Regions from separate parts of the Homo sapiens genome. Here region 2 is linked to region 1. A link is an interaction called in ENCODE POLR2A ChIA-PET data of the cell type or tissue named here. Cell type or tissue: MCF 10A. All regions are shown on one strand. Links, peaks and the distances in the headings refer to the core of each region. The heading gives the core; the rest is flanking DNA.

What was found. ChIA-PET counts read pairs that join two places held together with the same protein. Peaks named below come from ENCODE experiments on the same cell type or tissue, not always from the same donor. Only the 100,000 strongest peaks of a DNase experiment are listed, where the experiment ranks them.
Region 2: POLR2A ChIA-PET joins it to region 1 with 5 read pairs; 15 of 35 experiments call an interaction of 5 or more read pairs at or near these places.

Annotation. Positions count from the first base shown.
Region 1 is chr19:8,418,930-8,430,290 of GRCh38, forward strand. MARCHF2 (membrane associated ring-CH-type finger 2) reads left to right here. Exons shown (of 5, transcript NM_001005415.2): 2 at 2,860-3,087; 3 at 7,680-7,875. The coding sequence starts at 2,912. Among named protein-coding and RNA genes, the nearest start is that of MARCHF2, 11 kb to the left of the region's middle. RefSeq lists an enhancer at 5,105-5,968. In MCF 10A, for the core only: no CTCF peak of the experiment used is centred there; DNase peaks (open chromatin) are centred at 4,782 and 5,162.
Region 2 is chr19:8,333,017-8,338,016 of GRCh38, forward strand. KANK3 (KN motif and ankyrin repeat domains 3) reads right to left here. Exons shown (of 11, transcript NM_198471.3): 2 at 4,779-4,840; 3 at 1,484-2,776; 4 at 1,304-1,403; 5 at 894-1,100; 6 at 708-792; 7 at 1-214. The coding sequence starts at 4,812. Among named protein-coding and RNA genes, the nearest start is that of KANK3, 7.7 kb to the right of the region's middle. RefSeq lists silencers at 1,992-2,091, 2,252-2,441, 2,472-2,521, 2,622-2,881. In MCF 10A, for the core only: no CTCF peak of the experiment used is centred there; a DNase peak (open chromatin) is centred at 2,145.

The sequences.
Region 1 (11,361 bases), core at 3,088-8,087:
ACACTTTAGGGGCTGCAGGGGCTCTGGACATTGTAGCTCTTGGGGGTTGGACAAGCTGGGAACAGAGATCCTTGGCTCCAGGGCACCTGTATTGGCTTCAAGGAGGTCTCCAGAAAGGGCCCTTGTTTCTTCAATGAAATTCTCTGCCGGGCCGGGTGCAGTGGCTCACACCTGTAATCCCAGCACTTTGGGAGTCCGAGGCAGATGGATCACCTGAGGTCAGGAGTTTGAGACCATCCTGGCCAACATGGTGAAACCCCATCTCTACTAAAAATACAAAAATTAGCCGGGCGTGGTGGCTCATGCCTGTAATCCCAGCACTCTGGGAGGCCAAGGCAGGAGGATCACAAGGTCAAGAGATCAAAACTATCCTGGCCAAAATGGTGAAACCCCATCTCTACTAAAAATACAAAAATTAGCTGGGCATGGTGGCGCATGCCTGTAGTCTCAGCTACTCAGCAGGCTGAGGTAGGAGAATCATTTGAGCCCGGGAGGCGGAGGTTGCAGTGAGCCAAGATCGCGCCATTGCACTCCAGCCTGGGCAACAGAGCCGGACTCCATCTCAAAAAATAAATAAATAAAATACAATAAAAATAAAAATAATTGGCCGGGCGCGGTGGCTCACACCTGTAATCCCAGCACTTTGGGAGGCCGAGGCGGGCGGATCACGAGGTCAGGAGATCGAGACCATCCTAGCTAACACGGTGAAACCCCGTCTCTACTAAAAATAGAAAAAATTAGCCGGGCGTGGTGGCGGGCGCCTGTAGACCCAGCTACTCGGGAGGCTGAGGCAGGAGAATGGCGTGAACCCGGGAGGCAGAGCTTGCAGTGAGCTGAGATCAGGCCACTGCACTCCAGCCTGGGCGAAAGAGCAAGACTCCGTCTCAAAAAAAAAATAAATAAATAAATAAATAAAAATAAAAAATAAAAATAAAAATAAAAATAATTGCCGGGCGCAGTGGCTCACACCTGTAATCCTAGCACTTTGGGAGGCTGAGGCAGGTGGATCACAAGGTCAGGAGATGGAGATCATCCTGGCTAACATGGTGAAACCCCGTCTGTACTAAAAATTCAAAAAATTAGCCGGGTGTGTTGGCGGGCGCCTGTAGTCCCAGCTACTCAGGAGGCTGAGGTAGGAGAATGGTGTGAACCCAGGAGGTGGAGCTTGCAGTGAGCTGAGATCGCGCCACTGCACTCCAGCCTGGGCGACAGAGTGAGACTCCGTCTCAAAAAATAAATAAATAAATAAATAAATAAATAAATAAATAATTAGCTGAGTGTGGTGGTGGGCCCCTGTAATCCCAGCTACTTGGGAGGCTGAGGCAGGAGAATCGCTTGAACCCGTAAGGTGGAGGTTGCAGTGAGCCGAGATCATGCCATTGCACTCCAGCCTGGGCGACAAGAGTGAAACTCCATCTTAAAAAAAAAATAAATAAATATAAATAAAAATACAAAAACTAGCCAGGCATGGTGGTGCATGCCTGTAGTCCCAGCTACTTGGGGGGCTGAGGCAGGAGAATCGCTTGAACCCAGGAGGTGGAGGTTGCAGTGAGCTGAGATCGTGCCACTGCGCTCCAGCCTGGGCAACACAGCGAAACTCTGTCTCAAAAAAAAAAAAAAAAAAAAGAACTGGTTCTGATACCTTATCTGGAAAGGTGATATTAGTTGAAAGGTGGTCCTGGCCCTGGAGGCTTTGAGGGTAAGAGGAGGCCTAGCTTTTCTTGTCTTCTCTTTTTTAGAGACAGGTTCTCACTCTGTGGCATAGGCAGGAGTGCTGTGGGCACCGTCATAGCTCACTGCAGCCTCAAACTCCTGGGCTCAAGTCATCCTCCCACCTCAGCCTCACAAGTGGCTGGGACTATAGGCTTGTGCTACCATGCCTGGCTAATATTTTTGGTTTTCTTTAGTAGAGCCAGGGTTTCACCATGTTGCCCAGGCTGGTCTCAAACTCCTGAGCTGAGGCAATCGGAGGCAGGCGGATTGTCTTGAATCCAAAGTGCTGGGATTACAGGTGTGAGCCACTGCTCCTGGCCTAATTTTCTCATTTTTTATAAAGATAGAGTCTTGATGTGTTGCCTAGGCTGGTCTCAAACTCCTGGGGCTCAAACAATCCTCCTACCTTGGCTTTCAAAGCACCGGGACTATAGACATGAGCCACCACACCTGGCCAGGCCTAGCTTTCCTGTTTTTTTTGGGTTTTTTTTTTTTTTTGAGACAGAGTCTTGCTCTGTCGCCCAGGCTGGAGTGCAGTGGCGTGATCTCGGCTCACTGTAACTTCCCCCTCCTGGGTTCAAGCGATTGTCCCGCCTCAGCCTCCCAAGTAGCTGGGACTACAGGCGCGTGCCACCAAGCCTGGCTAATTTTTTGTATTTTTAGTAGAGATGGGGTTTCACTGTGTTAGCCAGAATGGGAAACCTAGCTTTTCTTTTTTTTTTACTTTTTTCTTTCTTTTCTTTTTTTTTTTTTTTTTTGTATTTTTAGTAGAGACAGTGTTTCACCATGTTGGCCAGGATGGTCTTGATCTCTTGACCTCGTGATCCACCCGCCTCAGCCTCCCAAAGTGCTGGGATTACAGGCGTCAGCCACCGCGCCTGGCCAGGGAAGCATAGCTTTTCTTAGGAGAGTGAGAAATAATACAACCCAAGCTCCTGCTGTATACCAGCCTTGTGCTGAGTTACATGCATCGTCTCCTTGAATCCTCACTGGCCCTACAGAGGCCCATTTTACAGATGGTGCAAACTGAGGCTCAGAGATGTAAATGGTCTAGTGGTCCCTACAGCCTTGACAAGAGGGGACTCAAACCTTAGTCCGTCAGGCTCATTAACCTTGCCCCTAACCTCCGCACTGGCCTGTTCCCAGGCTCCTGGAACCATGGGCCTCAGGCCCTGAGGATACGGGGCTCCCGGTGGCCATGACGACGGGTGACTGCTGCCACCTCCCCGGCTCCCTGTGTGACTGCTCCGGCAGCCCTGCCTTCTCCAAGGTCGTGGAGGCTACGGGCCTCGGACCGCCCCAGTATGTGGCACAGGTGACTTCAAGGGATGGCCGGCTCCTCTCCACCGTCATCCGTGCCTTGGACACACCGAGGTGAGTGGTGACTGCGTGGATATCCTGGCCTTTGTTGCCTCTTCTCTCTGGGCGCAGTGAGTTTCTCCCAGCCTGGGGTTAGAAGTCCAACCGTTGACAGAGGGCCAAGTGGGTAAATAGAGAAAGAGACACAAACAGTTATCGCCTTGTGGAAACAGAGGCCTAGCTTTGGCCGGGTCTGATTCTTTAGGAAAAGCTGAAATTCCAGATTATTATGTGAAATCTGAAGGTCAAATGTTGTCAAGTAACACACTTTTGGGAGGCAGTATAGGGGGCGGTCAGGAGTGCAGGCTGTGGGCTCAGTGCCTCGGCCCTGACCCTGAGTGGACACCTCTCTCTCTCCCAGAGTGACCTGGGACAAATTACTTCACCACTGTATCTCTCTTTTTTTTTTGAAACAGAGTCTCATTTTGTTGCCCAGGCTGGAGTGCAGTGGCGCAGTCTCAGCTCACTGAAACCTCCGCCTCCCAGGTTCAAGTGATTTTCCTGCCTTAGCCACCCGAGTAGCTGGGATTACAGGCACCCGTCACCACACCTGGCTAGTTTTTGTACTTCTAGCAGAGACGGGGTTTCGCCATGTTGGCCAGGCTGGTCTCAAACTCCTGACCTCAGGTGATCTGCCCGTCTCGGCCTCCCAAACTGCTGGGATTATAAGTGTGAGCCACCGTGCCCAGCCTCTTTTTAAATTTTTTTTTTTTTTTTTTTTTTTAGAGAGTCTTGCTTTGTCACTCAGGCTGGAGTACAGTGGCGTGATCTCGGCTCACTGCAACCTCCGCCTCCCGGATTCAAGCGATTCTCCTGCCTCAGCCTCCTGAGTACCTGGTTCTACAGGCACGCGCCACCACACCCAGCTAATTTTTGTATTTTTGGTAGAGATGGGGTTTCACCATGTTGGCCAGGCTGATCTTGATCTCTTGACCTCATAATCCACCTACCTCAGCCTCCCAAAGTGCTGGGATTACAGGCGTGAGCCACCGCGCCTGGCCGTGCTCAACAAATATTAAGGCTTTTTTTTTCCTCTCTTCTCTGAATTTGTTTTTTTGTTTTGTTTTGTTGTTTTGGAGACAGAGTCTCACTTTGTCACCCATGCTGGAGTGCAGTGGCATGATCTCAGCTCACTGCAACCTCTGCCTCCTGGGTTCAAGCGATTCTCCTGCCTCAGCCTCCCAAGTAGCTAGGATTACAGCCCCCCCGCCCCGACCATGCCCGACTAATTTTTGTATTTTTTTAGTAGAGACGGGGTTTCACCATGTTAGTCAGGCTGGTCTCCTGACCTCAGATGACCCACCCACCTCGGCCTCCCAAAGTGTTGGGATTACAGGCATGAACCACTGTGCCTGGCCTCTTCTCTGAATTTGCTCTCCCAAACTTTTTCACAGTTTCCCAGAACAAGCTCCAAACTGACATGATTCTTCCTCAAGATTCTCGTCACTTCTGTTTCCCTGGGTTGGTTTCCGGACAAAGGGTTCCTTTTTTGTTAACTTTGTTTGTGTGTGTACTTGGGGGAGGGTGGGATCGGGGTATGGGTTCAGAAAGGAGGCAGGCAGGCATGCCCTTTTGCCATTGCAGGAGGAAATAGCAGTCCAGGGACAGGACTGTTGAGAAAGCAGCCATGAGCAGCCTGTTGGGCTCTTTTTAAAGCCGCCCAACTCCACCCCGCAGCATGAGAATCTGAGAAAAGGATAGAAAACAGTCATTTCCAGGCAGGCGTGGTCGCTCATGCCTGTAGTCCCAGCACTTTGGAAGTCCAAGGCTGAAGGATCGCTTGAGCCCAGAAGCTCAAGACCAGCCTGGTCAACATAGTGAGACCCCCCTCTCTAGAAAAAGTTAAAAAATATTAGCTGTGTGGCGTGGTGCCACCTGTAGTCCCAGCTACTCGGGAGACTGAGGCAGGAGGATCGCTCGAGCTAGGGAGTCCGAGGCTGCAGTGAGCTGTGATTGCACCACTGCACTCCAGCCTGGGTGACTCAAAAAAAAAAAAAAAAAAGAAAGAAAAAAAAATACAGTCTCTCTGAGAGGAAATTGGCGTTGTCTGGAAAATAGCTCTTCTTTGTGTGACCTCACAGTCTGCCTTCTGGCCAGAAATGTTTGGGAAACAGTGACTCATGGCTGTTTGGCCTCTGGGCCACGCCCCCTGCCTCCTGAGCTGCCCTGGGAAGGACCCGGCATCCCCAGAGACTGGGCCAGGGCTGGAGACTTTTCCGAGGCAGCTTTCTGCAGATGCTTTTTATTTCTATTTCCCCCTCACAAGGGCAGAGGAGCAGGTGAGCACTTCTCTCTGGATGCACAGGTTTCTCAGGTAGCACGGGCTTCAGGTGTGATTAGATCCAGGGGCCCGCAAAGATGTCCTTAAGAATCTACCTTTCCCAGGCCTTGCGCAGTGGCTCACGCCTGTAATCCCAGCACTTTGGGAGGCCGAGGCGGGTGGATCACGAGGTCAGGAGATCGAGACCATCCTGGCTAACACGGTGAAACCCCGTCTCTACAAAAAATACAAAAAATTAGCCGGGCGTGGTGGCCGGCGCCTGTAGTCCTAGCTACTCTGGAGGCTGAGGCAGGAGAATGGCATGAACCTGGGAGGTCGAGCTTGCAGTGAGCCGAGATCGCGCCACTGCACTCCAGCCTGGGTGACAGAGCAACACTGTCTCAAAAAAAAGAAAAAAAAAAATCTACCTTTCCCTGTCTCTTGGCTCTGCTCTCCTCTGTGCTGGCATCATTCACAGGCTCCACACAGACTAGGCAGCTGCAGGAGCTCCAGGCTTCTGTCAGCCTTGTGGCCGACAGTTCTGGAGTTTACGGGGAAACAAAGAATTTTAGGAATAGATTATCGGTGACTCTGATGGTATCATACAAGCCTGAGTTGGTTGCATGAGCAGGGGTGCGTGCTGTTCTATTTTCTTTTTCTTTTTTTCAAATGGTCTCACTCTGTTGTCCAAGCTGGAGTATAGTGGTACAATTATGGGTCATTGGAGCTTTGAACTCCTGGGCACATGTGATCCTCCTGCCTCAGCCTCCCAAGTAGCTGGGACCACAACATGTACCACCACGCCAAGATAAGTCTTTAAAAAAAATTTTGGGACCGGGCGTGGTGGCTCACGCCTGTAATCCCAGCACTTTGGGAGGCTGAGGCGGGCAGATCACGAGGTCAGGAGATTGAGACCATCCTGGCTAACACGGTGAAACCCCGTCTCTACTAAAATACAGAAAAAAAAAAAATTAGCTGGGCATGGTGGCATGTGCCTGTAGTCTCAGCTACTCGGGAGGCTGAGGCTACTCGGGAGGCTGAGGCAGGATAATCGCTTGAACCTGGGAGGTGGAGGTTGCAGTGAGCTGATATCACACCACTGCACTCCAGCCTGATGACAGAGCGAGACTCCATCTCAAAAAAAAAAAAAGAAAATTTTTTTTTTATAGAGATGAGATCTCACTAGGTTGCCCACACTGGCCTTGAACTCCTCGGCTCAAGTGATCCTCCCGCTTCAGCCTTCCAAAGTGCTAGAATTACAAGCATGAGCTACTGCTCCCGGCCTGGTGTTCTGACTGGTCCAGTATGAGGCCTGAGGTCATGAGGAGTGTTGTCTGCTCTGCCCTAGTCCTTGAGGATTTTTTTTTTTTTTTGAGACGGAGCCTCACTCTGTCACCCAGGCTGGAGTGCAGTGGTGTAATCTCGGCTCACTGTAACCTCTGCCTTCCAGGCTGAAGTGATACTCCTGCCTCAGCCTCCCCAGTAGCTGGGATTACAGGCACCTACCACCACGCCCAGCTAATTTTTGTATTTTTAGTAGAGACGGGGTTTCACCATGTTGGCCAGGCTGGTCTTGAAATCCTGACCTCATGATCCTCCTGCCTTGGCCTCCCAAAGTACTGGGATTACAGGAATGAGCCACCTCACCCAGCTGGTCTTTGAGGATTAAGAGTCGAGGATTGGGGGCCGGGTGCGGTGGCTCACGCCTGTAATCCCAGCACTTTGGGAGCCTGAGGCAGGCGGATCACAATATCAGGAGATCGAGACCATCCTGGCTAACACGGTGAAACCCCGTCTCTACTAAAAATACAAAAACACAATTAGCCGGGCGTGGTGGCAGGTGCCTGTAGTTCCAGCTACTCGGGAGGCTGAGGTGGGAGAATGGCGTGAACCCGGGAGGCGGAGCTTGCAGTGAGCCGAGATCGCACCACTGCACTCCAGCCTGGGTGACAGAGCGAGACTCTGTCTCAAAAAAAAAAAAAAAAAAAAAAAGAGTTGAGGGTGGGGAAGTTGTGCAGGACAATCAGGGTGGGTATTTTAGGGAAATTTGGAGAGGACATGGGGGCGGGTATAACAGATGCCCATCTTGGGTCTGAGAGGGTGCTGCAGGGTCCCTGGGAAGGGAACACATCACTCCACCTGTGGGAGTCTGGGAAGGCTTCGCAAGGTTACCTTCCCTGCATCTCCTTCCCAAAGGGAAGGACATTTAGAGCTGGGCATTGAAGGATGAGTAGGAGTTCACTAAGTGGCAGCATGGGGTAAGGGTGAGCTTGTGATCCAGTGGGTAGTGAAGCAGGTATAGACAGAAAGCCCAATCATTGCTCATGGGTCCTATCTCTGTGTCCAGTGATGGTCCTTTCTGCCGGATCTGCCATGAGGGAGCGAACGGGGAGTGCTTGCTGTCCCCGTGTGGCTGCACCGGCACGCTGGGTGCCGTGCATAAGAGCTGTCTGGAGAAGTGGCTTTCCTCATCTAACACCAGCTACTGCGAGCTGTGCCACACGGAGTTTGCAGTGGAGAAACGGCCTCGACCCCTCACAGAGGTACCCTTAAGAGTCTGAGACTGCGGTGGGCAGTGGGGAGAGGGCAGACATGGGGGCCAAAGGCAGGAGCTGCCCCGGGCAATCTGGTGGTCCTCCTAGGGCAGAACTCCCTACCGCCCCTGTCCACCAGGTGGGTCTGCTGATGGTGTGTCAGAAACCAGGCCTAGGGTTTAAGAGCTCCCAGACCCATTAACCTCTCCCTGTTTTCATTCAGTCTTTCTTCTTCTTCTTTCTTCTTCTTCCTTCTCCTTCTTCTTTTTTTTGAGACAGAGTCTAACTCTTGTCCAGGCTGGAGTGCAGTGGTGCGATCTCGGCTCACTGCAACTTCTGCCTCCCAGGTTCAAGCGATTCTTCTGCTTCAGCCTCCCAAGTAGCTGGGATGACAGGCGTGCGCCACCATGCCCAGCTAATTTTCTGTATTTTTAGTAGAGATGCGGTTTCACCATGTTGGCCAGGCTGGTCTCGAACTCCTGACCTCAAGTGATCTGCCCACCTCAGCCTCCCAAAGTGCTGGGATTACAGGCATGAGCCACCGCTCCCAGCCTGTGTCTTTCATTAGCAGAGATTTCCTGGGCACCTCCAGCATGCCCAGCACTCTGTTAGGCACTGGGGACCCAGCCACCAACAAGACACGTAGGGCTGGGCACTCATGGAGATTAAAGTCCAGTAACTTTAATCTGGACTTCAAAGCATCGCTTCTGATATGAGGTTACAGAAAAAAAAAAAAAAAATCAACGAAGCAACTGGTTTCTGGGAGCAATAGTGCAGTAAGGGAAAAACATGTCACAGGGGGTGGGGCAACTTGGGGTGTCAGGCAAGGCCTCAAAAGGAGGTGAACCCCCCAGCTGAGGCCTGAGAGATGAAAAGGAACAAGCTGCCGGGCGCGGTGGCTCATGCCTGTAATCCCAGCACTTCGGGAGGCCGAGGCGGGCAGATCACTTGAGGTCAGGAGTTCGAGACCAGCCTGGCCAACATGGTGAAACCCCGTCTCTACTAAAAATACAAAAAATACAAAAAAAAAAAAAAAAAGTCCAGACACGGTGGCTCACGCCTGTAATCCTAGCACTTTGGGAGGCCAAGATGCATGGATCACCTGAGGTCAGGAGTTAAAGACCAGCCTGGCCAACATGGGAAAACCCTGTCTCTACTAGCTATACAAAATTAGCCAGGTGTGGGCTGGGCACGGTGGCTCATGCCTGTAATCCCAGCACTTGGGGAGGCCGAGGCGGGCGGATCACGAGGTCAGGAGATCAAGACCTTCCTGGCTAACATGGTGAAACCCCATCTCTACTAAAAATACAAAAAATTAGCCGGGCGTGGTTGCAGGTGCCTATAGTCCCAGCTACTCGGGAGGCTGAGGCAGGAGAATGGCCTGAATCCAGGAGGCGGAGCTTGCAGTGAGCTGAGATCAGGCCACTGCACTCCAGCCTGGGCGACAGAGTGAGACTCCATCTCAAAAAAAAAAATTAGCCAGGTATGGTGGTGGGTGCCTATAATCCCATCCACTAGGGAGGCTGAGGCAGGAGACTGGCTTGAACCCTAGGGAGGCTGAGGCAGGAGAATTGCTTGAACCCTAGGGAGGCTGAGGCAGGAGAATTGCTTGAACCCGGGAGGCGGAGGTTGCAGTGAGCTGAGACTAAGCCACTGCACTCCAGCCTGGGTGACAAAGCAAAACTCTGTCTCAAACGATGAGGAAAAAGCTAGGTGTGGTGGCGCATGCCTGTAATCCCAGCTACTTGGGAGGCTGAGGCAGGAGAATCACTTAAAGCTGGGAGGCGGAGTTTGCAGTGAGTTGAGATAGCGCCACTGCACTCCAGCCTGGGCAACAGATTGAGACTCTATCTCAAAAAAAAAAAAAAAAAAAAAAAAAAAAAAAAAACCAAGGCTGGACGTGGTGGCTCACAATCCCAGCACTTTGGGAGGCAGAGGTGGGTGGATCACCTGAGTTCAGGAGTTCGAGACCAGCCTGGCCAATGTGGTAAAACACCGTCTCTACTAAAAATACAAAAATTAGCTGGGCATGGTGGCGGGGGCCTGTAATCCCAGCTTGAACCCGGAAGGCGGAGGTTGCAGTGAGCCAAGATTGCACCACAGCACTCCAGCCTGGGCAACAAGAGCGAAACTCCGTCTCAAAAAACAAAAAACAAAAACCCTAGAAAAGCCCCTGGCCCACCTAGGAGCCAGAGTGTAGGGAGAAAAGTGGGAGGGAGGTCCAGCCCCTTCACACACCCTCCCACACCCACTTTGGTCTCCGTGCTACAGCCACACAGCCCCCTCCCCACACATCTTGTCTAGGCCGCCTCCCCCTATCCCAGGGCCTTTGCATCTGCCGCCCCTGCAGCCTAGAGCCCCATCTCCCCCATTCTTCACGTGGTTCCTTCTGTTCATTCCGTTCTCTTCAATGTCACCTCCTTGGCAAGGCCTTGCCCCATGTGACCGTTCACCCATTTCATACCTCCACTGCCAGCATGGGAGGGCAGGGGCCCTTTCTGTCTCATCCACCAGAATTTCATGAATTAAGCCCATTTCTTGGCTGGGTGTGGTAGCTCATGCCTGTAATCCCAGCACTTTGGGAAGCCAAGGTGGGAAGATCACTTGAGGCCAGGAGTTCAAGACCAGCCTGGGCAACACAGCAAGACCCTGTCTCTACAAAAAAATCAAAGAAATGAAAGAACTTATTATTATTATTATTATTATTATTATTATTATTATTATTTTGAGACAGAGTCTTACTCTGTCACCCAGGCTGGAGTGCAGTGGCACGATCTTGGCTTACTGCAACCTCCACCTCCTGGGTTCAAGCAATTCTCCTGCCTCAGCCTCCTGAGTAGCTGGGATTATAGGTGCGTGCTACCACGCCCAGCTAATTTTGTATTTTTAGTAGAGGCAGGGTTTCTCCATGTTAGCCAGGCTGGTCTTGACCTCCTGGCCTCAAGTGATCCACCCACTTTGGCCTGCCAAAGTGCTAGGATTACAGACGTGAACCACCACACCAGGGCTTTTTTTTTTTTTTTTTTTTTTTAGCCCATTTCTTTTGGCCTGTCATCTGGGGAAGGCCAAGCGTAGTAGATTAGTAGCCAAAGACGCTTCGGCCCTGGAGCAAGACTTCCCAGGTTGGAACCCCAGCTTTGTGGACTATGTAGCTGTGTGAGTTTGCTCACTTGAGTTAATTCCTCTGTGCCTCAGTTTCCCCATCTGTAAAATGGGGGTAAATGTGCCCAGCACCTGGCAGGGCCTGGCTCCTCATGGGCTCAATAAATGTTTGAAAGAAGGAAAGGGCCAGGCGTGGTGGCTCACACCTGTAATCCCAGAACTTTGGAAGGCCGAGGTGGGCAGATCACTTAAGGTCACAAGTTCGAGACCAGCCTGACAAACATGGTGAAACCCCATCTCTACTAAAAATACAAAATTAGCAGGGCATGGTGGCGCTTGCCTATAATCCCAGCTACTCGGGAGGCTGAGGTGGGAGAATCGCTTGAACCTGGG
Region 2 (5,000 bases), core at 1-5,000, 89 kb before region 1:
TATCCAGGAGCAGGCTTGCGATGGCCAGGTTCCCGTGGGACACACTGTAGTGCAGGGCCGTGTTCCCGTTGCCATCCGCCAGGTTCACCACGTGCGCCAGCAGTTCGGGTCCCAGGCGCCTCACCCCTTCCAGCATCCTGGCCACGGGCTCCGCCTGAGAGCGCCGCTGGCTGGACACTCGAAACCACTCCTGGGCCACGAGGCGCACTGCGCCCTGCAAGGGACAGGGGCCAAGATAACATCGGCGATGGTCCACGGCGGCGCCGTGGTGGGGGAGCTGGGGAGGGGCGGGACTGGGAAGAGACCCATTTGGCGTTTCCAGGCAAGTAAGGAAGGTCACTCCTCGTCCAGGTGGGGAGCCATGCGAACCCAGATGGAGGGCTGGGGCCACACCCCTATCGGAGGGCAAACACGGGGGAAGGGGGTCCTTTCCTTCCAGGGAAGAATTTGCGGGAGAACATGGAACGGGGAAAGGCAATGAACGCTTGCCCTTGGGGAGTCCGGGAGTGGGGCTGGGGCCGGGCCTTTTTGGGGAAACCAAGGAAAGATCGGCGCTGTCCTGGGAAGGAGATCCCTTCGGAGAGCCTGGGGTCAGGCGAGGTGCCTGGCGGGAAGGGATGGAACCCGGTGTGCTCCCCTAAGTGGGCGTCAGAGGTCCTTGGAGGCTCCCACGCCACTCCCTGGTGCTGCGCTCCCGGGGCACTCACGCCGTCGCTGGCTACTCCGCGGGGCCGGCTCAGCTGCCGCTGCAGCGCTACGCACGCCTCCCTCAGACGCGGGCTCAGCTCGCACCTGCAGAGGAGGCCAGGAGAGACTCAGGATGGATCGGGGACAGCGCCGACCAGGAGGAGGGCAGCCGCCTCCTCTCCAAACAACTAGCGAGCGCCGCTCACCTCCCCTGTGCCACCTGCTGAGGCTCTGCCTCCGCCTCGGGCTCAGGGTCCCGGATGTCCCCGCCGCTGGGAGGGCCAGGGGTGCCCGAGTCGGATCCCCCGCCGCTGTCATCCCCGGAGCCCGAGGAGCTACCCGGGGGCTCGGCGCCACCGTTCTCGCTGTCGCCATCGCTGTCGCTGGCGTCCTCGCTGGAGGAGCTCTCGTACCTGGGGGCAGGGTGGGAGGTGTCTGCTAAACCTCCCCTGTGGGCTCGTTCTGGAGTCCTGCGATGTGGGTGTGGCCGTTCCCATTTAACGATGAGGAAACTGAGGATTGCCCAGACCACGCTGCCAGTAGAGGGGCAGAGCTGGGGTTCCAACCCCAGTCTATGTCCCGGCAGAAGCTGCCACAGGAGGGGAAAGGCGCTCACTCTCCGTTGAGGACCCCAACAAACTGCAGGCTCTTGGGTCCGGAGCTGGGTTGGGCACCAGGTGTGCCGTCTCTCTTCTTCATGATGGATTTGAGGATGCCTGGCGGGGATGAGATGAGGGCACTGAGTTCGAGTCCGGCGCCGAGTAAGCCAGGGCCCAGCGACGGGGTCGGGACTCACCCGCGGGCGCCACGGCCCTGTCTCCGTCCATGGATCCGGGCGAGCTCTCCTGAGTCAAGGAGGGCGCCTCTGCCGGGGACTCGGTCTGCGCGGCCTTTTCGGCACAGCTCCACGGGGTCTGGGTGGTGGCCTCGCGTAGCTGGGCCCGGGCCCCCGCCGCTGCCTCCTCCGCAGCCTCGCGGGCTTCCTCCAGCTCCCGCAACCGGCCCCGCAGAAGCTCACTCACCCCGCGCTGGTGCTCCAGACTGGCGCGCAGCAGCTCTAGCTCGCGCTCGGCGGCCGCAGGCAGCCCCAGCAGCGCCTCGGTCACCCACGCGTCCGCCTCCACGGTCTCGGGGGCAGCCTCCACGCCGGCCTCCCGGGTCTCCGGCACGGCCTGGGCACCCGCTTCTCGGGTCTCGGGCACGGCCTCGGCGGCCACCTCCCGGGTCTGGGGCGTCCCATCGAGACTCCCGACCTCCCCGTCGAGGACCTGGAGCGCGCCCTCGCTGCGCCCTGCAGCCAGGCCGTCTGGGCTGTCAGCCCGGGGGCTGGCCCTGGCACGGCCGCCGCGCTCGGAGGTGGCCAGGCGCTCGGTGAGCCGCCGCAGCTGGGCGAGCTTGTCCGGGCGCGTCTCAGCCTCCCCGTCCGGCTCGGGCTGCGCGCGCCCGGCCAGCAGCCGCGCCTTCTCGGCGCGCAGCGCGCGCACCTGCTCCTGCAGCTCGGGCAGCGTTCGCGCCTGGTCCTCGAGCTCGCGCAGGCGCCGCAGCGCCGCGGCCATCTGCTCGCGCACCAGCTGCAGTTGGGCAGGGCCGGGCGAAGCAGGGGCAAGGTTAGGGGCGGGGCTGCTGCGGCCGGACCCGCGTGGGCTGCGCGGGACCCCGCGGCCGGGGCTGGGCGCGCGCTCGTGTGTCTGCGCCAGCTCCAGCCGCCGGCTGGTCTCCCGGAGCGTGTGCTCGACGCGCGGGTTGCGCACGGGCGCGCGCGGCGACAGCGGCTGCATCAGGAGCCCCGAGGGCGCGCCCTGGGAGAGTATGCCCGGTGCTCCACCGTCGTCACTGGCCAGGGACTCGCTGGATGTCCAGGCGCCTGGGCTACGTGCGCCCGCGAGGCCGGGCCGGGGCGCGCGGGGACGGCGCGAGGTCGGGGGTCCCGGGGCGCGGCGGGCAGCGGGGCCACGCTCCAGCTCCTCTATGTACTTGAGGAAGTCCAGGTCCAGGTGGAAGCCGTAGGGCGTCTCCACCGAGTAGGGCGAGCTCGGGCTGCGTGCGCCCCCGGCGGCGGGGACCGGGCACAGGCGGGGGCCGCCCAGGTCTGGAGGCACGACGGGGGCACGGGGAGGGCGCATCAGAACGGGGAAACCCGGGAGATACTAAACAAACCGAGCGTGTCCCCCACCCATGCCCACGCTTCACACCTATCTGTACCCAAGTATTAACTCAATCGCTTGTTTAATGAGCACCTACTCTGTGCTAAGCAAGTTTCTAGGCCCGGGGGACACAGCAGTGAGCAAGACAAACATCCCTGTCCTCCTGTAGAAAGCAGATAAGCATCCTTCCAAACGATGCCTACGGCAATGGTAATAATAACAGGGAATAAACGGAGGAGGCCCGATTTAGCGTTTGGTTGCCAGGGAAGCTTTCCTGTGAGGGGACTTTCCTGTGGAGTGGAGCCCTGGCCCGGCGTGTGGTTCGCGCCTGTAGTCGCAGCATTTTGGGAGGCCGGCACAGGCGGATCACCTGAGGTCAGGAGTTCCAGACCAGCCTGGCCAACATGGTGAAACCCAGTATCTGCTAAAAATACGAAAATTAGCTGGGCGGTAGTGGCGCGCGCCTGTAATCCCAGCTACTCCGGAAGCTGAGGCAGGAGAATCACTTGATCCTGGTAGGCGGAGTTTGAGGTGAGCCGAGATCGCACCAATGCACTCCAGCCTGGGCGACAGAAGAGAACCTCTCAAAAAAAAAAAAAAGTAGCCCTGGCCGGGCGCAGTGGCTCACGCCTCTATCTCAACACTTTGGGAGGCCGAGGCGGGTGGATCGCTAGAGCTTAGGAGTTCGAGACAAACCTGGGCAACAAAGTGAGACCCCATCTCCAAAAATATATATATACACATATACATATATATACATAGCTGTGCATAATGGTGAGCTACTCAGGAGGCTGAGGTGGGAGGATCACTTGAGCCTGGGAGGCAGAGGTTGCAGTGAGCCGAGATTGCACCACTGCACTCCAGACTGGGTGACAGAGTGAGACCCTGTCTCAAAAAAAAAAAAAAAAAGGTTGGCGAGGGGAAGCCCTGCACGATGAGGAGGAAGCAGCTGGGAAAAGGTTTCTAGAAGAAAACAGCCCATGGAAATACCCTGGGGTAGGAGGGAGGAGGGTCAGCTGGAGTCACAGCGAGATGGAGACCAGGGTGTCCCGAGCAGAGTAAAGAAGGCAGGGGGAAGAGGAATGGACGCACAAGGGCCACACTTCCCTGGTTTGAGGGCTACCTGGGGTGGCAGGGGGTATAGTCCACTTGCGATTAGTGCCATAGGTGGGGTGTTTTTTGTTTTGTTTTTTTCTTTTTTTTGAGACGGAGTCTTGCTCTGTTGCCCAGACTGGAGTGCTGTAGTGCGATCTTGGCTCATTGCAGCCTCTGCCTCCCAGGTTCCAGCAATTCTCCTGCCTCAGCCTCCTGAGTAGCTGGGACTACAGGCACGCGCCACCATGCCTGGCTAATTTTTTTTTTTTTTTTTTTTTTGAGACGCAGTCTCGCTCTGTCGCCCAGGCTGGAGTGCAGTGGCACAATCTCTGCTCACTGCAAGCTCCGCCTCCCGGGTTCAAGCCATTCTCCTGCCTCAGCCTCCCGAGTAGCTGGGACTACAGGGGCACCACCATGCCCGGCTAATTTTTTGTATTTTTAGTAGAGATGGGATTTCACCGTGTTAGCCAGGATGGTCTTGACCTCCTGACCTTGTGATCTGCCCGCCTCGGCCTCCCAAAGTGCTGGGATTACAGGCATGAGTCACCACACCGAGCCGTGCCTGGCTAATTTTTGTATTTTTAGTAGAGACAGGGTTTCACCATGTTGCCCAGGCTGGTCTCAAACTCCTGATCTCAAGTGATCCGCCCACCGTGGCCTCCCAAAGTGCTGGGATTACAGGCATGAGCCACCGCACCCGGCCATGATTGATGCCATAGGTGGTTTAAAGCAGGCTCATGACATTGGAGAGGACTGCACTCTAGGGCTGTAGGCTGCGTCCACACACAAGGGCATCAAGCGTTTCTCTGTGCATGCGCACACACACACACATCTCTCTTTTTGCACACTCACCGGGCAGGTTCTGATTCAGGGCAAACTTGGCCATGTTTCCTGCAGCAGCTGTCAGAGGCACCCTGCAAAAGGGGTGAAGGTGGGGCTGGGCGCTGTCCCTCTGGCTGGAGCCTCTGGGGCCTGCCTTTGAGTCTAAGCAAACAGGACCCAAGAGCTCTCCTCCACCCAGCCACCTCCCTCCACACATGGCCTCTCCTTCCTCTTCCCTAAAGAAACCTTGAA